Regions from separate parts of the Homo sapiens genome. Here region 2 is linked to region 1. Evidence: chromatin loops called from intact Hi-C (ENCODE). Cell type or tissue: Calu3. All regions are shown on one strand. Each heading gives the region's core, and the rest is flanking DNA. Links, peaks and the distances in the headings are about the cores only.

Region 1 (11,537 bases), core at 3,973-7,972:
AAAATTGAATTATTATAGGTTTTCTGAAAATAAAATTTTACAATACTTATGTTTAACAAAGATTAAAAAATTCAAACAAATCAGGAAGGCACAGGTCTTGTAAAATGTAATAAAGAATTTAGTCCATACCTTGATGCATAGTGGTGGCATTAAATGGCACAATTTTTGGTATCATGCCTGCCTGCCTTAGATCTCAAACAGACCTACTCTCTTTTCCTTCTTTCTCATCTTAACAAACTTTTGATAATCAAGCATCATAGTATGACAAAGAGAGTAACAAGAGCTGTGCAGGCCAGCACATCCAGAGAGCAGTACTGAAACCAGGTGAGCTTGTGGGCAGGTGGCAGCAGGTACTTGGCTCCATTGTGGTGCATGACAAATTCAATCCAGAAGAGTTTTTGGTCCAAGGGCTTCAGAGACTGATCATAATAAATGATTGATAACTACATAACATTCTCTTTACAGCTAAAGGAAAATCAAATAGACACCAGCTTGATTAATGAACCAGAAAAGATAAATATGTGAACTTTTTGTGTAGATGTTAAAAATGAGTGCCACATAAAAGTGGATGAAAAATAAAATATTTTATTTCATGGTGGTTATAGCAATATAATGAATAATACAAAGAAGATTACTGGGACTAAGACTTCTGGCCACATTTGCTCATCTGATGATGATTCTTCAAGCTTCAGCCATGCACAGACTAGTCAGCTCCCAGTGTGACTAGAGCAGGGCTTGCTGTTTCCTCAACCTTCTTCCGTGCATAGACGGGTCAGCTTCCGGAGTGACCAGAATAGGGCTGTTGTCATCTCCACTGGCAACGTGGTCTCATTGCATGATCAGCCAGGTCAGATGGTCTGGGTCCTACTGGCTGGTCCACTGGTCCTGGGCTGCCGGTTTCAGCCAACTGTGGTGGATCCAAGGTATGATACCTGCAACAGCAGTGGGAGTGGACAAGACCACAGTATGGGGCCCATCCCATATGGGTCCCAGAGTAGGTGGATTCTATTTCCTAACCTAAAAAGAGTCTTCAGGTTTGAAAGGGTGTACTGGGTCTGTCAGACTTATAGGCATTCTTTCCTGTGTTCAGCCATTCACTTTTTGCATGGCCATACCTAAAGCCTGCATTTGTCTTCTTAAAGTTAGTTTTTGTAGCTCACGGAGATTACCTTTAATCTGCCTTATGATTGGGGGTGGCCAGCCAAACAAAATCTCACAGGGCAAGTACCCAGTTTGTTTTTTTTTGTGGGGGTGCACCTGACTCGGGGGAAGACCATGGATAAGACCTGATCCCACCTCAGATGAGATTCCTGACCAAATTTCTTCAGCAGCTGCTTGAGTGTCCGGTTCATGTGCTCCATCTTTTCTGAGCTCTGTGGCTGGTAGGCCGTGTGCAACTTCCATTTTATCTTTAATAGTCAAGTTAAGTCCTGAACTATTTCAGCCACAAATGCCAGTCCATTATCTGACCCCAGATTTAGGAGCAGTCCAAATCTGGGAATAATGCCTCCCTTGGTCACCTCTTGTGCTTTTTATGTCTAGGTGGGGAAGACCTTGACCCATCCTGAAAAGGTGCAGACAAGCACCAACATGTACTGATAGCCCCCTGCTCAGGGCAGTTTGGTGAAGTCCAAAAGCAGGTTATCACAGGGCATGGCCACTGTTTTCTGAATTCCCCGGGGGCCAAGTAGGCCCTTGTCGAGGGTTGCTCTGAGTACAAGTTAAACACTGTTTACAAACGGCTTGAGTAATAGCAGTGAGCTGTGGCACATAGAAATGATGCCCTAATAATGTCTCTAGTGCCATTTTTCCCATGTGAGTTCCTTGGTGGAACTGTTTTACAAATCTGGGGGCCAACATTTCAAGTATGGCTAGCTTCCCATTGGAGAATTTCCATCATCCTCCTTCAACGTAATTCCCATTTTCCTGGGTAAACCAAGCCCTTTCATTTGAGTGTAGCTTGGGGTCTCTGGAAGGGGAATCTCTGGGAGGAGAGTCATAGCTAAGGCTTCTTGTTTAGAAGGTGGAGTCGCCATTGCAGCTTGCTTTGCCTCTTTGTCTGTCTTTCTGCTTCCTTTAGCCTCTAATGTTCCTGCCTTTTGCCTACATTGCATTACTGCTACCTGTTTGGGGGCTTATACAGTGTCTCAGAGTCATAGAATTTCTTCCTTGTACTTTATTTCTTTACCTCCAGCAGTTAAGAGTTCTTTTTCTTTGTAAATAGCCCCATGAACATGCAAAGTGGCAAAAGCATATTTGGAGTCTCTGTAAAGATTTGCCTTCTGGACTTTTGCTAACTGGAGAGCTCTTGTCAGAGCTATCAGCTCTGCTTTCTGAGGGGAAGATCCTGTAGGCAAAGACTTCGCCTCCACTACTGAGTCCAAAGTCACCACTGCATACCCAGCTTGGCGGACACCCTCTAGTATGAAGCTGCTCCCATCAGTAAAATATCCAATGTCGGGGTCCCCGAGGGGCTGATCTGTCAAATCTCTCTGGCTTAAGAACACTTCACCTACCACATCCACACAGCATTGAAGGGGGCTTCCTGGCATTGACTCAATGGTAAGCAAGGTAGCTGGGTTTAGGGTATTCACAGTCTAAAATTATGCAGAGATTTTCACATAGGAGCCCTTGGTATCGAGTTATTCTAGGATTTGATAACCAATGGTGCCCCCTTTGGTCCATCAAAGTTACAACCGAGTGTGGTACCTGGATCGTCATTTGCTGTCCTAAAGTCAGTTTATTAGCTTTCTGTCCCAGCAGAGCAGTGGCAGCTAATGCCTTAAAACTAGGAGGCCATCCAAATGCCACAGAATCTAATTGCCTGGATAAGTACGTCGCTGGGCAGTGCCATGATCCTATGGATTTAGTTAGAACTCCTATGGCCATTCCCTTTTGCTCGTGGACATATAAAAAGAAAGGCTTCGTTAGATCTGTCAGTCCTAAAGCTGGGACCAGAGTCAAGGCTTCTTTGATTTCCTTAAAGGCCTTCTCCTGGTTGGCCTCCCAGAGGATGGTCTCCTTTTCCCCCACTTTGTGGTTTCATATAATAGCTTAGCCATGAGTGAGAAATTTGGGATCCAGATGTGGCAGAGCCCTGCTACCCCTAGGAACTCTCTTATTTTTCACCAGGTGGTTGGAGTAGGAAGTGCACAAACCACCTGCTTCCATTCACAACCAAGCCATCTTTTCCCTTAGCTTATATAGAAGCCTAAATATTGGAAACTTTCAAAGCAAATTTGAGCCTTTTTCCCTGACACTTTATATCCTGCCTTCCATAGCAGGTGCAGGAGGTCTTGGGTCCCTTGGAAGCAGTCCTCTTGAGTTGGGGCTGCTAGAAGAAGATCATCAATGTACTGGAGCAAGACACAGTAACTATTCGGTGGGGTGTAGACTTTAAGATCTGAGGCCAGTGCCTCTTCAAAGATTGTAGTGGAGTTTTTAAATCCTTGTGGGAATCTTGTCCAAGTGTACTGTGATTTACCCCCATTGAAAAACAAAACTAGCCTGACTAATTGGTGCAAACTGGAGACAGAAAAATGCATTCTTTAAATCTAGGACTGTAAATCAAGTGGCACTTGCTGGAATATGTCCCATTAAGGTATGCAGGTTTGACACCACTGGGTGGATGGTCACTGTGGCCTGGTTTTCTGAATGCAAATCCTGTACTGGCCTATATTCCCCAGACGGCTTCCGCACTGGCAAGAGAATGTTGTTCCATGGTGACTGGCATTTGGCTATGATTCCATGCTTATGAAGCCACTCTAAATGTTTGTGGACACCCCGTATGTCCTCAGGGAGTAGCGAGTACTGTCGGACCCGAACCGGAGTTTCTCCCAGTTTTAACTCTACCACCACCGGTGCCTGATTTACGCTGGCACCAGTCCAGGTGGATTACTTTCAGCCCAAACTCTGGGAATTTTAGTAAGTAACCCATGCATTTCATTTACTCCTGGTTCCGGAGTCTTTTTTGCATAGTCTCCATTTCTCAGCCTGCAGGACAGTGAGGGTTAACATCATAGCCTCTGGGCAAACTACGTTTAAAGTTACATTCCCTTGCGGCCCAAATGTAATCTGTGCCTGCAGTTTTTGAAGTAGGTCTCTTCCCAGCAAAGAAACTGGACAATTTAGGAGGTATAGGAATTCATTTTGGACTTCTCATCCTCCTATAACACACCTCTTTGACCGACAGGCCACTTTTCAGAGACTCCAGTGGCTCCTACAATAGTTGCACAGTTCTTGGATTGTGGCTCTATAGGTCAGGTCACTACTAAGTGTTTAGTTCTGGTGTCTACCGTAAAGTCCATTAGCTGGCCTCTAACTTCTAATCTGACCATGGGCTCCTCGGGTCCCAAAGAGAAGCAGCCTGGTCTGTCCTACCCTCATATCCTTCAGCCCCTGCCAGTCCAATCAGATCGATGTCTGGTTCCTCCCTGGTGTGGCAGCCACCAGTAGGTGGCCTTCCTATACTACTGCCCTGGGGTCTCTTTTCCCTCCAGTGGTTCTTGCAAAATTGGTTTTTCCTGTGGCTTTCTTTTTGTCTCTGTGTTTGCCGGAGAAGCTTTCACTTTTTGCTCAGCTCAACCTACAAGCTCCTGTGACTTTCCCTTTAACTCTGTGTTTACAGGCGAAGCTTTCACTTTGTCTTTGCAGCTGCCAGCACAGGTGATTTCTCTCAGCTCGACCTGCGAGTATCCTGCAATAAGCTGCTAAACAGGGCTGCATTCAGCCATGAGTTAACATAAGGAAATTTGGTCTGAATGCCCTGACTGTCCTCCTTGTTATTATTCTCTGGACACTCATCCTTCCAGTGTCCTTTTCTTTTGCACCGCTCACACTGATCTCTTTCCAGCCTCGGCTGGCCCTCAAATCCCTGTCCAGACTGGCCTCTTCCATGCCCATGTCCATACCCACATCCATGAGGGATGCTGCCAGCAAATCAGCCTTTTTCTCAAGCCTTCTATTAGCCTCCCTCTTTGCCTCCTGATCTTGGTTAATGTACACCTTCGTGGCCACTTCAATAAGCTGAGTAGCATTCATCCCTTTAAAACCTTCCATTTTCTGCAATTTTCACTGGATATCCCCCTGGGCCTGCTCTACAAATGCCATGTTCATCATGCACTGGCCTCACCAAGTCTTTTATAAAAATGGCTGGGGCTTTCATCTGCACCCTGATGCCCCTCTGAGATTTTTCCTATATTGATTGCCTGTCTCCCGCCTTCCCTTAAATTTTGCAGGAGTGCCTCTTGGTATCTTGGCAGCTGCTATAGTTGGGCTGCCTCATTCCTTTGGGTTCTAGTGGGGGTCCTCTAGTTTCCAGGAGAGGCATTTGCATAGCCCTAACACAACCTGACTGGAGGTGGCTTGCCTGTTTTTCCTAGCATTTCACCTTAACTTCCTGGAGTGAGGGCTCAGATTTTTCCCTCTCAAGAGAGACTGGGGGCATGTATCCATTTGAGCTTGACTCCTCAGAGGCAGTTAACCTGGGGAAAGCGGGGGTAGATTGGAACATATGGAGGAGGGGTCTCTTTTCCCTCCAGTGGTTCTTGAAAAACTGGTTTTTCCTGTGGCTTTCTTTTTGTCTCTGTTTGCTCACGCTACAAGCTCCTGTGACTTTCCCTTTAACTCTGTTTACAGGCGAAGCTTTCACTTTGTCTTTGTAGCTGGCAGCACAATTGATTTCTCTTGGCTTGAGCTGTGAGCATTCTTCAATAAGCTGCTAAACAGGGCTGCATTCAGCCATGAGTTAATATAAGGAAATTTGGTCTGAATTATCTGACTGTCCTCCAACTCAGGTCACCACCTTAAACACACGGCCAATTTTCTCCCTATCTGTAGCACATTTGGCAGGCCAGCCAACACCAAAAAAGGGCTATTCTAATTCACAGAGAGCTCTCAGCATCTGAGGGGTTAACTTGACTCCCTCAACCCCTGCAAAGCCTTTCTTAAAGTTCTTTAACATACATTCCAATGGGGTGGGTTTCCACGATTTTCCTCCCATTTCCTCCCAGTTATGATGCAGCACATTCACCTTTCCTTTTGTTTTAGACCGATTGGACCCGGTTGGTCCTACATTTTGCTCGGAGCGTACAGCCTACACTAAGAGATCAGCAGCTCCACACATGTCATTCCCGTTGGTTCCTCCCAGAACTGTCTCTTTCACACGCACTCACACACTTCCCCGCTCCCAGTTCCCTATCCTGGTTGGGGCAGTGAACCGCTCTCACTGCATCCAGTTTCCTTCTGAACTAACTTAGCGAGCCACTCTCGCGTCCTGTGTTGGTTGGGGTGTGAGTTTCATCCAAATTTGTGAGCCACTCTCACCGTCCCCCAGCCTCTCTGTGTTGGATTAGTTGTCACTCCCTGGGAGGTGATCAGGCTCCCCTTCTGTCCTTATGGGATAGGTCCTGCCTTGGGCCCCAAAACTTTACCATGGTTCTGAAGAAAGGGCGCCATTCCTGGAACCGTCCTGCAACCCCTCCGGGTTCCCTTGTGCTGTCAGGGGAGGGGCACCGGGGACGCGGGAGAACAGCTCCTTTCTCTGGGCTTAAGTTCCCTTGATGGGTCCTGAAGTTAAGGGTCTCCCACAGCCGAGGCCCCAGACCGCCCACAGGCAAAGAAGCCAGCCAAGCTGCAGTCTCTCAGTCCCATGTGGGTCACCAGGTGTGTAGCGGATCAGGAGGACCCGAGAGAGACCTTGGGGTATATAGAGGAGGATATCTTTATTGAGTACACTCAGACCCAACGGACTTACCATCCAAAGATGGGGCCCCCAACAAAGACAGCACTTGACTTTTATACACACTTTAAAAAAGGGGTGGGCTAACTTGGTGCAGGCTTACGGTGGCACGAAAGCAGGGATACAGAAGGAGAACAATTAATAAAATTGTGACAGGTTCATAACCCAGGATTACACATGACTATTGCTATGCAACCTAGATGACTGTTATCTAGGTTTTGCTCAAAAGAGCCTTGCACTGGTTTATCTTATAACCTTCACTATGGTGCCCAGACAGCTGTAGTTCAGGCGTACTCAGACTTCTCAGGACCTTTGCTGTGCTTTTTAGATAAAGCAGAAATCTTGAGGTTACTAGTTACAGAGAACAAGAATCTGTAAAGTCATACCATAAAACAGAGGAAAATTTGTTTTTCTTCTCCCTATGTTGAAGGAGTGCTGAGAGAGTCACCAGACCACATTTCTTTGGTGTGTGTCCTGGCTTTTTAGATAGTATTAAGAATTTCCCTGGGTCTGGGCTGCACCCATTGCTGCCTCTGGGACTAGTTAGCCTAATACAGGAAAGCCTATTTCTCTTTTTAATTTTATTTTTCTTTCTTTCTTTAATTTCCTGCCTCAATCTCAGTAAATTAAATTATCCTAAATGTTAACTTTTCAGGGAGAAAATTTTCACCCTTTAACTCTTTATAGAATTTAAGACTCTTAGTTTTCCAACATTATGGCACTGTATTTAATATTTTGTGGGATCTGGGCAAGGGCTGATGCAATCACATCAGCCTTTTCTTCTGTAATGTTATCAACCATCGATCCCAGACAAAACACTGCAATGCTATTTTCTCCAGAGCTCTGGGAAAATGTCCATTTCCTATGAAGAAAGAATTTGCTCCATCACAAAAGAGCAATAACACAGCAAACACTATTGAAAAGAATGCTATGAGCAAATAAGGATGAGATATCAAATATTAGCTGGAATTGCTGGAGTAGAAGCTATGATAAAACATACATAATATGAAATTTTCCAACTTAAGCACTTCTAAGTGTACACATAGTACTGCTAGGTACACAATCTTAAGCAACCAATCTCCAGAACTTTTTCTGCTTTAAAGTTAAAACTCTATGCTGATTAAACAACAACTTTTTATTTTATGGAGTCCTTTTCACGTGGTAGCCACCATTCTACTTTCTTTTCTTTTCTTTTTTTTTTTTTAATGAATTTGACTAGTTTAGATACCTTATAAAGAGGAATTACAGTGTTTGTCTTTTTGTGACTTATTAACTTAGCCTAATGATACCAAGTTTCATCCACATTGTAGCATAAACCACATAGTGTCTGTCTGTTCATTCCTTGGTAGATGCTGGGATTGTACTGTTATGAATATGGATGCGCAAATATGCCTTTGAGAGCCTGATTTTAATTCTTATGGATAAATATCCAGAAGGGGGATTGCTGCATCATATGGTAATCTTACATTAAATTTTTTGAGAAACTTCCATACTGTTTTCAATAGGACCAATTTTTTAAACAAACCTCATCACTCAGTTCCTTTGGAAGGAGTTAGGTGCTACAACATACATTTCTTCTATTATTAATGCATAGTCATGCAACTGTGTGTGTGTGTGTGTGTGTGTGTGTGTGTGTTTGACTTAGTACATATAATAATAATTAAAATAGCATCTTATACAGTAATGGGGAAAGATACTGTTAAAAAATATGGGACACAGACTCTTCATTTATAATATTTTAAACACTAATATGGATTCTTAGGAAGACTAATGTTATTTGTTTATTTATCTTTAATTTTGTATTGTTATAGTTCTGCCAAATAACTTGTGCTCATTCCAGGCAGCTTTTCTGTTTAGTCATGAGAATTTATTTCTCTGCCTATGAGCACAAAGGAAAAGTTACTTGTGATTGAGAAGACGTTATATATTTCTCTCAACTATATAATCCAACACAAAACATTTTTTCATGTTCTTATTGGACATTTAAATATTCCTTGGTAAAATTCCTGTTTAGATCTTTTAAACATTTTTTGATTAAATTATTTGTCTTTTTAACATTGAGCTGTAAGCTTTCTTTATATATTTTTTATATAAGTCACTTATCAGGTATGTAACTTGTAAATATGTACTTCAAACTCTGGTTTCTCTTTTGACCTTATTGATGGTGTTCTTTAATGTGTAAAAATTTTAATTTTGATGAAATCTAATTTATCAATTTTATTTTGGTTGCTTCTTCTTCTGGTGTCATATCTAAAAACCTTGCCACATTCAAGATTACACAAAATTTTACTTTGCTGTATATACAGTTGTTTTGGTGCTTTGAAATATTAATGAATTCATTCTTTCAGCAACCCCATGAGGTCGGTAATGCTATGACAACCACTGCCATTTCATTGGTGAGGAAGTTGAAGCAAATAAAGTCCAAGTAACTTGTCCAGCCCCACATCATTATGTAGTGGTTTCTCAGAGGCTTGAATCCAGGCCATCTGGATCCAGAGTGCCAGCTCTTAACCACCACGTTATGCTGACTCTTCTATTTGGGGTACAGATATTTTCAAAATATAATATTCCCTATTTTTCACTTATGTAGCTATATATTAATTGTAATTTTATTACAAATGTATAATTTAAAATGTTTAGAACTATTATTCCAGTTATGTATCACTGCATGAAAAATTGTTTTCAAATGTCAGGCCTTAAAATAACTGTAATCATTTTATTACCATCTCTCAGAATCTGTGTGTTGGTTGGGCTCAGTTATGTGTTCCTTCCACAAAGTTTCTTAGGTAGCTACTTTCCTATGGTGCCTCGGTCTATAATTATCTGAAGATCATTCACTTACATACTTAATGATTCAGGTTGAAAGGCTCAAAGTACTAGTGGGCTACCAGGATTTCTTAGGCATATATTTGTGTCTCTCTGCCAAATTGTCATTTATTATGGGGACTACATATTGAATTGAGGAGATGTGGAGAGAAAAAGAGACATAAAAACAAAAGATAGAAAGAGAGAGAGAGAAGCGGAGAGGGAACATGTTGTTTCCAACAGAACTTTGAAAGTTAATCTGCATTATTTCCACTGCATCTTTTTTGTTGAGGCAGCTACAAGGTCTGCCAAACTTCAAAGGGAGGGGATATTACTTGACAGGAAAATTGTCAAAGTATTTATAGTCATGTCACAAAATCACAACCATTCTAACATTTTGAAGAAGACAGCAGAAGTTATTAAGCAATTGTAAGATTTATAAAATATTAAATATAATAAAAGAAAATACAAAAATTTTGTGAATTTAGATTTCTACAGTTCTTGCAATTTTTTAAACATTGTGTTATATTTATCCATAGGTATTTTAAACATGGAACCAGTGTTCTAAAAAAAAAGCTGCAAATGAATGAAATAGCATGTGAGAAACCTGATCAATTCAAATTTTTTGAATAACACTAATGAATTAATAAAGAGATGTTAATTTTTAGAGCTTCCTGTATTGATTTTATGTATTTATTTCACAAATTAATTTTTGAACCTCATAAATAATATATGAAAATATTGTAAAAAGTTAAATGCTGCAGAATTCTGTAGAATAAAATCTAAAATTCCCATCCTTGGATTTATGTGTACTCTGCTAGATTTGTTTTTCCTTGTACAAGTTTACATATATTTTATTTTATTTCATTGCAAGGAAGGCTTTTTTTTTCTGGAAACTATTTTTTCTATTTAGCAGTGGAATAAACTGTTCCCTACAATGGCTACACTCACACATTTGTTGGAGGTATGTGTGTTCATTGACTGGAGCCATTTAAGTGCTGGAGGAAATATTCTGTTCATACATGTGCTTATATGGAAGGATTTCTGCATGACAGGTTTCTAGATGTAGAACTTCAGTTTCAAACTGTATATTGACATTTTATTTTAGAAGGTTATTTCACATTATACTCCCGCAAAAATAGATTTCTCAGGTTTTTATAGGTTGCAAATCTTTACAGCATTAATTTTCCATTGTTTCTATTTTCCTGAGCATCAGGTACTTTATAATCTTTCATATGTTTTCAGTGATTTTGCTTTGAAGTGCCTATTTATATTTTCATTAAGTTTTTATATTGGAACATTTCCCTTTTTTGGTTGGTGATTGTAGTTCTCACTAAACAATAGATATCCATCTTTTAAGTATGATGTAGAATAGGTTTAATGTGAATTAATTCAGGCTTATAAGAATGATAACAAAAATTATTAACATTTACCACCTTATTATTTCTGTTTTTCTTTATAAATGTATCAATAGCTAGATAATTTGTATAAAATATTCTCTTATCAATGCTTCCTATAATTTCTTTAACATCAATGTTTTAGTGTGTTTGTGTATAACATGATTTATATATATATGCATACAAATACAAATCTACATATATAGTGATATATATGTGTGTGTGTTTGTATGTGTGTGTGTATGTGTGTATATATATATATATATATATAGTGATATGTATTTAAATCATGACTTAGGCTCAAGAATATTTGTTGTGAGTCTTGGTTACTTATGGGACTTCTGATCAACAAAGACAACTAGGTTTCTGTCAATTTGGACCAGTTTGATCATAAAGTGCTTTCCTGATGTGCAGATTAAAGGAGGTTTATGTCTTGATTTAGCTATTTTCCACAAAATTTATAAACTTTTTGTATTCTTTGTAGATATATTTTTGTTATGATAAAAAATTTAGTGTTGCCATATTATATTTATAGGAGGGAAGGATCAAAAGACTGTGGAAAAAAGAAAAAAAATTAATCATGATCATTTATAGTT
Region 2 (11,537 bases), core at 5,063-9,062, 150 kb after region 1:
ATACAAGTGATTTAGCAGAGCTGTAACAATATAAAATTAAAGATAAGTAAACAAATAACACTAGTCTTCCTAAGAATCCATACTAGGGATTAAAATATTATAAATGAAGAGTCTGGTTTCCATATTTTTTAACAGTATCTTTCCCACTACTCTGTAAAGATGCTATTTTAATTCTTATTATATATACTAAGTCAAACACACATGAAGGAAGAGAAAGACCCTCTCATATTATTTTATATTGTTTTATCCTCAGTACCTGTTTTAAGAAAAAAACAAATAAGTGAAATCAAAGATAGGCAGCCCGGCGCCAGGCCCAAAACCAGCCCTGGGCCTGCCTGGCCTAAACCTAGTAGTTAAAAATCAACTCATAACTTAGAAACCGATGTTACTCATAGATTCCAGACATTATATAGAAGAACATTGTGAAACTCCCTGCCCTGTTCTGTTTCTCTCTGACCACCGGTGCATGCAGCCCCTGTCAAGTACCGCCTGCTTGCTCAAATCAATCACGACCCTTTCATGTGAAATCTTTAGTGTTGTGAGCCCTTAAAAGGGACAGAAATTGTGCATTTGGGGAGCTTGGATTTTAAGGCAGTAGCTTGCTGATGCTCCCAGCTGAATAAGTCCCTTCTTTCTACAACTCGGTGTCTTGAGTTTTGTCTGCGGCTCCTCCTGTTACATTTCTTGGCTCCCTGACCGGGAAGCAACGTGACTGACAGACAGCTGAGGCAGCCCCTTAGGCAACTTAAGCCTGCCTTGTGGAGTGCCCCTGTGGGGGACTCCAGCCAGCCTGAGTGACATGATCCAAAGAGCCCTCCTGGGTAGGAAATTGCCCCGGTGGAATCCCTCACCAGAGAAGCAGGTAGCAGGCCCTCGCAGAGGATTAACACAGTGGCTGAACACCAGGAAGGAACTGGCACTTGGAGTCCAGACATCTAAAATTTGGTAAGACTAGTCTTTGGAACTTGCCCCACTCCACCTGAGTGGAAGTGTGGCCTGATCACCCACGGTGTGCCTGTATTGGCACCTTTGTTCTGGTTTTGACTCGGCTTGACTTGGTAGGACTAGTCTTTTGAACTTGCCCCACTCCACCTAAGTGGAAGCGTGGCCTGATCAACCCAAGGTGTGCCCTTATTGGCACCTTTGTTCTGGTTTTGACTTGACTTGAATTGCTGGATACTTTGGTTTCGGTTTTTGGCCTGGCTTGAATTTCTGGGTATGCTGATTTTGGTTTTGATTTTGGTTTGGTATAAACTGCAAAAGTGTGTGTGTGCCCTTTTACCTGTTCTTTGTTTTGTGGTGTGTGTGTGGTGTGAGCGTGGTGTTTTGCCTCGAAAAAACATGGATCAGGTGCAAAGTAAGCCCACCCCACTGAGAACTATGTTAAAGAATTTCAAGAAAGGATTTAATGGAGACTATGGAGTCACTATGACTCCAGGAAAACTTAGAGCTTTGTGTGAAATAGACTGGCCAGCATTAGAGGTAGGTTGGACATCAGAAGGAAGCCTGGACAGGTCCCTTGTTTCAAAGGTATGACACAAAGTAACCTGTAAACCAAGGCACCAAGACCAGTTTCCATACATAGACAGTTACAGCTGTCTTTAGACCCCTTCCCCCCCAACAGTAGTTAAGAGAACAGCAGCATAAGCAGCTGGCAGAGGCAAGGAAAGACCAGCAGAGAGAAAAAAAAGGCCATCTATACCAATTCTAAGTTAATTTAGACTAAACAAGGTCTTATTAATAGCAAAGGATAATTGAAATCCCAAACTTACAAGGTTTTCAACAAAAGTGAAGTTTGCTAAAAGTTAACAGTGTAACACATATTATGGTAAATTCTAATCTTGTGGCCTTAGACAGTCTAGTCCAAAGACATCAAAAAAGTTTGCTTAAAAAAAAAGAAATGGTTATCTTCAAAAAAAAAAAAAAAAAAAAAAAGAAGGGGAGGCAAAATTTACGTAAAAAGAGTGTTATATGGTAAATTCTTGTTCTGAAATAAATTGGTTGTTTCAAGAAAAAAATGTTTGTAATAAGTCAAAAAGTTGAGACATGTTGAAGAATTGTCAGTGGAAGTCGTGAAAAAAAGTTATAAAAATTTATGCAAAAAGGTTTTATAATTTAAAAGTAATTTGGCCTCTTGAGTACTATTGAAGAAACAGTTTATGTGCAAAGTGTATAAAAAAGTAAAACATACCTTTGGTAAAAAGATTATAAGGAGGCATAAAAATGTGGATTTTTACCTACATTAAAAGGTTAAAAAAATTATTGTTTTAAAAGTTTAAGCAAGTTTTAAAACATTAATTGTAAAGAAAAGTCTGTGTGTAAACATATTAGCTAAAGTTAAAAAGATATCATCCAGTTTTTCTGCGAACTAGACATAAAAGTAAAAATGCAACAGGTTTTTTTTCTTAAAGCATCAACCTGCTCTTTAACAAAAATTATAAAAGGTTAAAAAGAGTCTATAAAATCTTACCTTATGGTCAAACATGAAAAATTAGATAAATATGTCTTCAAGGTTTTATTAAAATTAAGTTTAATATTAATAGCATACTAATATAAAGGTAAAATTTAGCTTATCTGGTATAAAAATCATACAAGAAGCATTATTAAATATGAAATGGTGTTTAGCTTTCTTTGGTCTAAAAACTAATACAAATTGGTGCTAAAGGAAACATTCATTTTACTAGAAGATCACAGAAGTTAAAGACTTAAAAAAAACTTTGGCAATTAAGACAGCATACCAAGATGCAAATGCCTGGTTGAAATAGATCAAATATTCCATCTGCACGTTAAACAAAAGCAATTGTTATGCTTGTGCACATGGCAGGCCAGAGGCCCTAATTGTCCCCTTTCCACTACAGTGGTCCTCCAGTTGACCAGGCGTAGGCTGCATGGTAACTCTTTTCCAGGATTCTACAGCCTGGAGTAATAAGTCATGCCAAGCTCTCTCTGCTATATCCTGAAGTCCCTGTGGGTCAGCCTCCGAGGGCCATCCAGCTTCCATCTCCCAACACTAAGTTCACTTCGTGTCTCTCACAGCAGGGAGGAGACAGCATTCCTTAGAGACCTGAAAGGATGCAGTGAGCTTAAGAATTTTCGAAAGGTTATCAATCAGTCAGCCGTTGTTCATCCCCGAGCAGATGTGTGGTGGTATTGTGGTGGACCTTTACTAGGTACTCTGCTGAATAAGTAGAGTGGCACTTGTGCTTTAGTCCATTTGGCTATCCCTTTCATCCTGGCATTTCATCAACCAGAGGAAGAAAAGAAAATAATAAGATATCATAAAGCGAGAGAAGCCCCTTATAGGTCTTCCAACTCTCATATCTATTTAGATGCAATTAGAGCCCCGCAAGGAATACCAGATCAATTTAAAGCTTGAAATCAAATAGCTACAGGATTTAAGTCAATATTTTGGTAGATGACAGTGAATAAAAATGTAGATTAGATAAACTACATCTATTACAACCAACAGCAAAGAGCTTTTCATGAGTTAAAAAAAAAAAAACTCATGTCGGCCCCAGCCCTGAGGTTACCTGACCTGACTCTGTGAAGTCTGTGTGTCAGAAAAGAAAAAAATGGCAGTTGGAGTTTTAACTCAGACTGTGGGGCACTGGCCAAGGCCAGTGGCCTATCTCTCAAAACAAAAAGACAGGGTTTCCAAAGGCTGGCCCCCATGTCCAAGGGCCCTGGCAGCAATGGCCCTGTTACCACAAGAAGCAGATAAGCTAACTCTTAGACAAAACCTAAACATAAAGTCTCCCCATGCTGTGGTGATTTTAATAAATACTAAAGGACACCATTAGCTAATAAATGTTACACTAAGTAGATACCAAAGCTTGCTCTGTGAAAATCCCCACATAACCATTGAAGTTTGCAACACCCTAACCCTGCCACCTTACTCCTGGTATCAGAGAGCCTAGTTAAACATAACTGTTTAGAGGTGCTGGACTCAGTTTATTCTAGTAGGCCCAACCTCCGAGACAATCCTTAACCATCAGTAGACTAGGAGTTGTATGTAGATAGGAGCAGCGTCACCAACCCCTGCAAAGTGACTCTGAAGAAGACTACAAGCCCTGCTCCAGTCACACCCAGAAGCTGACTGGTCCACGCACGGCTGAAGCATGAGGAAACTCATCGCAGGACTCATTTTCCTTAAAATTTGGACTTGTACATTAAGGACTTCAGCTGAACTTCCTCAGACTGAGGGCTGTTCCCAGTATATACATCAAGTCACTGAGGTAGGAAAAAAGATTGCTACAGTCCTATTATTTTATAGTTATTATGAATGCCTAGGAACTCCAAAAGGAACTTGTTTGTACAATAACACTCAGTACAAAGTATGTAATCCAGGAAGTGACCAGCCTGATGCGTGTTATGACTCACTGTAAGCCTCCCATGATTAAGGACTGATCCTTTTCTAAGTGACAGAAGTAAAGTAATAGCTAAAAAAAAAAAAAAAAAAAAAAAAAAAAGAAAGGTCCCCAAAAACGTAATCTTAAAATTTGGCACTTGTGCTGCTATTAATAGTAAGCAGCATGAGATAAGATGTGGTTCTCTAAATTGAAAAACTAGTTACACAGTAAAAAAATAAGTATATCTGTCAAGAATCATATTTTTGTGAGATGTGTTAATACTGGTCTTGTGTCATTTAGACTACTTAAAAAAAGATAAAAAGGATCCTGTTTGACTCCAAAAAAAAAAAAAGGTCAGCCCCTCCCCTCCTGCATGAGTAGGAGCTGCAACCTTTTAAAATTGATAATCACAAACCCCTCAGACCCAAAGTAAAATAAAGAAAAATATGTAACATTAGACATTAACAGAAAAAGACTAGATCCTAGTGTAAGCATCCTAATAAAAGAAGAAGTTCAAGAACACTATCCAGAACCAGTATTTCAGACTTTCTATGATGAACTAAATGTGCCAGTACCCGAGATTCCAGGAAAAACTAAAAATTTGTTTTTGCAATTAGCCGAACACATAGCCCAGTCTCTACAAGTCACTTCACGTTATGTTTGTGGAAAAACCGTAACAGGAGATCAATGGCCATGGGAAGCCCCAGAATTAGTTCCTAAAGACCCAGTTCCTGATGAATTCCCAGACCAAAAGAATCACCCTGATCATCTCTAGGTTCTAAAAGTCTCAATTATTAGACAGTATTGCATATCTAAAGAAAGAAAAGGATTCGCTCATCCTGTAAGGCAGCTTAGCTGTCTTAGACAAAAGCTCTATAATAGTACCACAAAAACAGTTACATGGTGGAGTTCCAATTACACAGAAAGAAATCCATTCAGTAAATTTCCAAAGTTGCATACTGTTTAGGCCCACCCAGAATTCTACCAGGACTGGATGGTCCCCACCAGGTTATACTAGATATGTAGACACAGAGCTTATGCTAAGCTGCCTGATCAGTGGAGAGGTAGCTGTGCAATTGGCACCATTAAGCCTTCTTTCTTCTTACTGCCCATAAAAACAGGTAAACTTCTAGGCTTCCCAGTCTATGCTTCCCACAAAAAAGGAAGCACAGCCATAGGTGATTAAAAAGATAATAAATGGCCCCCTGAAAAAATCATACAATACTATGGACCTGCCACTTGGGCACAAGATGGCTCATGAAGATACTAGACCCCCATCTAAATGCTCAACCGAATCATACGGTTACAAGCTGTTTTAGAAATTATTACTAATAAAACCGATCAAGCCTTGACTGTTCTTGCCCGTCAAGAGACTCTGATGAGAAATGCGATCTATCAAAATAGACTAGTTCTCGACTACTTGCTAGCAGCTGAAAGAAAAGTTTGTAGAAAATTTAACCTTACTAATTGTTGTCTACACATAGATGATCAAGGACAAGTAGTTGAGGATATAGTTAAAGACATAACAAAACTGGCACATGTACCCATGCAAGTGTGGCACGGACACAATCTGGAAGCCATGTTTAAAAATTAGTTCCCAGCAATAGGAAGATTTAAAACTCTTATAATAAGAGTAATAATAGTAATTAAGAACCTACTTACCGCTCCTTTGTTTCCTACCTGTACTTCTTCAAATGATAAAAAGCTTCATCGCTACCTTAGTTCACCAAAGTGCTTCAGCACAAGTGTACTATATAAATCACTATCAATCTGTTGCACAAAAAGACATAAGTAACAAAAATAAGAGTGAGAACTCCCGCTAATAAAAAGTGAGAGTCTCAAAAGGGGGGAATGAAGGAAGAGAAAGACCCTCTCATATTATTTTATATTGTTTTATCCTCAGTACCTGTTTTAAGAAAAAAACAAATAAGTGAAATCAAAGACAGGCAGCCCAGCACCATGCCCAAAACCAGCCCTGGGCCTGCCTGGCTTAAACCTAGTAGTTAAAAATCAACTCATGACTTAGAAACTGATGTTATTCATAAATTCCAGACATTGTATAGAAGAACATGGTGAAACTCCCTGCCCTGTTCTGTTTCTCTCTGACCACCAGTGCGTGCAGCCCCTGTCATGCACCACCTGCTTGCTCAAATCAATCATGAACTTTTCATGTGAAATCTTCAGTGTTGTGAGCCCTTAAAAGGGACAGAAATTGTGTATTTGGGGAGCTCAGATTTTAAGGCAGTAGCTTGCTGATGCTCCCAGCTGAATAAAGCCCTTCCTTCTACAACTCGGTGTCTGAGAAGTTTTGCCTGTGGCTTGTCCTGCTACACACACACACACGCACACTTGCATGACTGTGCATTAATAATAGAGGAAATGTATCTTGTGGCACATACCTCCTTCCAAAGGAACTGAGTGATGAGGTTTGTTTAAAAAATTGACACTACTGAAAACAGTATGGAGGTTTCTCAAAATATTTAACGTAAGATTACCATATGATGCAGCAATCCCTCTTCTGGATATTTATCCATAAGAATTAAAATCAGGATCTCAAAGGGATATTTGCACATCCATATTCATAACAGCACTATTACAAAAGCTCAGACCTTGAAACAATCCCAGCATCTATCTGAGCAAAGTGTAGGAACAACCGGGTCCGACTGGTCTAAAATGAAAGGAAAGGTGAATGTGCTGTGTTGTAACTGGCAGGAAATGGGAGGAAAATCCTCAAAACCCACCCCATTGGAATTCATGTTAAAGAACTTTAAGAAAGGCTTTGTGGTGGAGGGGGTGGTGGTTAGGGAGTCAAGTTAACCCACTGAATGCTGAGAGCTCTCTGTGAATTAGAATAGCCCTCTTTTGGTGTTGGCTGGCTGGCCAAATGTACTTATAGATAGGGACACAATTGGCCCTGTGTTTAAGGTGGTGACCGGAGTCAGAGGACAGTCAGGGCATTCAGACCAAATTTCCTTATATTAACTCATGGCTGAATGCAGCCCTGTTTAGCAGCTTATTGCAGAATGCTCGCAGTTCAAGCCGAGAGTAATCAGCTGTGCTGGCAGCTACAAAGACAAAGTGAAAACAGAGTTAAAGGGAAAGTCACAGGAGCTTGTAGCCTGAGCTGAGCTGAAAGTGAAATCTTCTCTGGCAAACACAGAGACAAAAAGAAAGCCACAGGAAAACCCAGTTTTGCAAGAACCACTGGAGGGAAGAGACCCTTCCTCCATATGCTCCAATCTACCCACCTTTACCCAGAGTTACTGCCTCTGAGGAGTCAAGCTCAAAGGGATACATGCCCCAGTCTCACCTGAGATGGAAAAATCTGAGCCCTCACTCCAGGAAGTTAAGGTGAAATGCTAGGAAAATAAAGCAAACTTGTCTCCAGTCAGGTCATGTTTGGGCTATGCAAATGCCTTTCTGGGAAACAAGAGGACCCCGACTAGGACCCAAATGAGGCAGCCCAACTACAGCAGCTGCCCAGATACCAAAAGGCACTCCTGCAAAGTTTAAGGGAAGGCGGGAGAAAGGCAATCAATATAGGGAAAAATCTCATAGGTGCTTCAGGGTGCATATGAAAGCCCCAGCCAGTTTTATAAAAGACTTAGTGAGGCCAGCACATGCTGAACACGGCATTTGTAGAGCAGGCCCAGGGGGATATCAGGCAAAAATTGCAGAAAATGGAAGGTTTTGCAGGCATGAATGCTATTCAGTTTATTGAAGTGGCCACAAGTTGTACATTAACGGAGATCAGGAGGCAAAGACAGAGGCTAATCAAAGGCTTAAGAAAAAGGCTGATTGGCTGGCAGCAGCTCTCACAGGGAGGGAAGCTGGCTTTGCAAGGTGGCGTGATGTGGGCATGGAAGTGGGCATGGAAGAAGCCAGTATGGACAGGGATTTGAGAGCAGGCCCAGGTTGGAAAGAGATCAGTGTGCACAGTGCAAAAGACAAGGACACTGGAAGGATGAGTGTCCAGAGAATAATAATAAGGAGAAGGGTCAGGGCCATCGTACAGGAAGGCCACCAGCCAGGGGCTGCCACACCCAGGAGAAACCAGGCACTGATCTGATCAGACTGGCAGGGGCTGAAGGATATGAGGACTAGGACAGACCAGGCTGCTTCTCTTTGGGCCCTGAGAAGCCCATGGCCAGATTGGAAGTTAGAGGCCAGCTAATGGACTTTATGGTAGACACCAGAGCTAAACACTCAGTAGTGACCCAACCTATAGGGCCACTATCCAAGAACTGTGCAACTATTGTGGGAGCCACTGGAGTCTCTGAAAAGAGGCCCATCGGTTGGTCAAAGAGGTGTGTTATAGGAGGATGAGAAGTCCAACCTGAATTCTCATCCCAAATGGTTCTGTTCCTTTGCTGGGAAGAGACCTACTTCAAAAACTGCAGGTACAGATTACATTTGGGCCACAAGGGAATGTAACTTTAAATCTACCTCACCCGGAGGCTATGATGTTAACCCGTACTGTACCATAGGCTGAAGAATAGAGGCTATATGCAAAAAAGACTCTGGAACCAAGAGTAAATGAAATGCCTGGGTTGCTTACTAAAATTCCCAGAGTTTGGGCTGATAGTAACCCACCTGGACTGGCTGTAAGTCAGGCACCAGTGGTGGTAGAGTTAAAATCCAGTTCAGGTCCAACAGTACCTGCTACTCCCTGAGGCCATACTGGGTGTCCGCAAATATTTAGAGTCTTCATAAACATGGAATCATAGTCAAATGCCAGTCACCATGGAACACCCCTCTCTTGCCAGTGCGGAAGCCGTCTGGTGAATATAGACCAGTACAGAATTTGTGTGTGGAAAACTAGGCCACGGTGACCATCCACCCAGTGGTGCCAAACCCATATACTTTAATGGGACATATTCCAGCAAGTGCCACTTGATTTACAGTCCTAGATTTAAAGGATACATTTTTCCGTCTCTGGCTTGCACCAATTAATGAGCCTATTTTTGCTTTTCAATGGGGTAAATCACAGTACACTTGGACAAGACTCCCACAAGGATTTAAAAACTCTCCTACAATCTTTGAAGAGGCACAGGCCTCAGACCTTAAAGCATACACCCCACCAAACAGTGACTGTGTCTTGCTCCAGTACATTGATGATCTTCTTCTAGCAGCCCCGACCTGAGAGGACTGCTTCGAGGGGACCCAAGACCTCCTGCACTTGCTATGGAAGGCAGGATATAAAGTGTCAGGGAACAAGTCTCAAATCTGCTCTGAAAGTGACCAGTATTTAGGCTTCTATATAAGCCAAAGGAAAAGATGGCTTGGTAGTGAACAGAAGCAGACCATTTGTACACTTCCTACTCCAACCACCCGGTGACAAGAGAGTTCCTAGGGCCAGCAGGGTCCTGCTGCATCTGGATCCCAAATTTCTCGCTCATGGCTAAGCCATTATATGAAGCCACAAAGAGGGGAAAAAGGAGCTCCTCCTCTGGGAGGCTGACCAGGAGAAGGCCTTTAAGGAAATCAAAGAAGCCTTGACTCAGGCCCCAACTTTAGGACTGCCAGATCTAACTAAGCCTTTCTTTTTATATGTCCATGAGCAAAAGGGAATGGCCGTAAGAGTTCTAACTCAAGCCATAGGATTGTGGCATCACCCGGTGGCATACCTATCCAGGCAATTGAATTCTGTGGCACCTGGATGGAGTCTTTGTTTTAAGACACTAGCTATCACTGCTCGGCTGGCACAGGAAGCTAATAAGCTGACTTTAGGACAGCAAGTGACAATCCAGCTACTGCACTCAGTTATAACTTTGATGGACCAAAGGGGGCACCATTGGTTTTCGAATCCGAGAATAACTCAATACCAAGGGCTCCTATGTGATAATCCCTGTGTAACTTTAGAGACTGTGAGTACCCTAAACCCAGCTACCTTGCTCCCCATTGAATCAGTGCCAGGAAGCCCCCTTCATTGCTGAGTGGATGTGGTAGATGAAGTGTTCTCAAGCCAGAGAGATCTGACAGATCGGCCCCTCGGAGACCTGGACATTGAATATTTTACTGATGGGAGCAGCTTCATACTAGAGGGAGTCCACCAAACTGGGTATGCAGTGGTGACTTTGGACTCAGCAGTAGAGGCACAGTCTTTGTCTACAGGAACTGCCTCTCAGAAAGCAAAGCTGATAGGTCTTATAAGAGCTCTCTGGCTAGCAAAAGACCAGAAGGCAAATATTTACACAGACTCTAAATATGCTTTTGCCACTTTGCATGTTCATGGGGCTATTTACAAAGAAAAAAGACTCTTAACTCCTGGAGGTAAAGAAATAAAGTGTAATGAAGAAATTCTACGGCTCCTGGATGTGGTATGGGCCCCCAAACAGGTAGCAGTAATGCACTGTAGGCAAAAGGCAGGAACATTAGAGGCTAAAGGAAACAGAAAGGCAGACAAAGAGGCAAAGCAAGCTGCAATGGCAACTCCACCTTCTATTCTAAAGAAGAAGCCTTAGCTATGCCTCTCCTCCTGGAGATTCCCCTTCCAGGGACCCCAAGCTACACTCCAAATAAAAGGGCTTGATTTGCCCAGGAAAATGGGAATTACGTTGAAGGAAGATGGTGGAAATTCTCCAATGGGAGGCTAGCCATACCTGAAATCTTGGCCCCCAGATTTGCAAAACAGTTCCAAGGAACTCACATGAGAAAAACGGTGCTAGAGACATGATTAGGGTGTCATTTCTATGTGCAATGGCTCACCGCTATTACTTGAGCCATTTGTAAACAGCGTTTAACTTGTGCCCAAAACAACCCCTGAAAAGGGCCCACTCAGCCCCCGGGAATTCAGGAAAAAGGAGCTATGCCCTGTGAAAACCTGCTTATGGACTTCTCCGAATTGCCCCAAGCAGGGGTCTATAGGTACATTTTGGTGCTTGTCTGTACCTTTTCAGGATGGGTCATGGCCTTCTCCGTCAGGACAGAGAAGGCATGAGAGTTGATGAAGGTATTGTTAAGAGACATTATTCCCAGATTTGGACTGCCCCTAACTTTGGGTTCAGATAATGGACTGGCATTTGTGGCTGAAATCGTTCAGGACTTAACTCGACTGTTAAAAATAAAATGGAAGTTGCATCCAGTCTACCAGCCTCAGTGCTCAGTAAAGATGGAGCACATGAACCAGATACTCAAGCAGCTGCTGAAGAAATTTTGTCAGGAAACTCATCTGAGGTGGGACCAGGT

The links. Peaks named below come from ENCODE experiments on the same cell type or tissue, not always from the same donor. Only the 100,000 strongest peaks of a DNase experiment are listed, where the experiment ranks them.
Region 2: a loop joins it to region 1, with 8 times the contacts of the local background. A loop is called at or near these places in 2 of 110 quality-filtered maps.

What each region holds. Positions count from the first base shown.
Region 1 is chr4:68,900,444-68,911,980 of GRCh38, forward strand. LOC124900853 (a long non-coding RNA gene) reads left to right here and starts at 9,182. Exons shown (of 3, transcript XR_007058454.1): 1 at 9,182-9,281. It also overlaps the pseudogene LOC101930041. RefSeq lists enhancers at 3,409-4,301, 5,193-6,084, 6,085-6,975. In Calu3, for the core only: a CTCF peak has its summit at 4,438 (motif pointing right); DNase peaks (open chromatin) are centred at 4,448, 5,678 and 6,398.
Region 2 is chr4:69,050,658-69,062,194 of GRCh38, forward strand. It overlaps LOC105377265 (a long non-coding RNA gene), which reads right to left and starts at 10,598. Exons shown (of 5, transcript XR_001741714.2): 1 at 7,660-10,598; 2 at 6,012-6,119. It also overlaps a transcript of UGT2B7 not described here. RefSeq lists silencers at 3,841-4,041, 4,390-4,439. In Calu3, for the core only: no CTCF peak of the experiment used is centred there; DNase peaks (open chromatin) are centred at 7,244 and 8,154.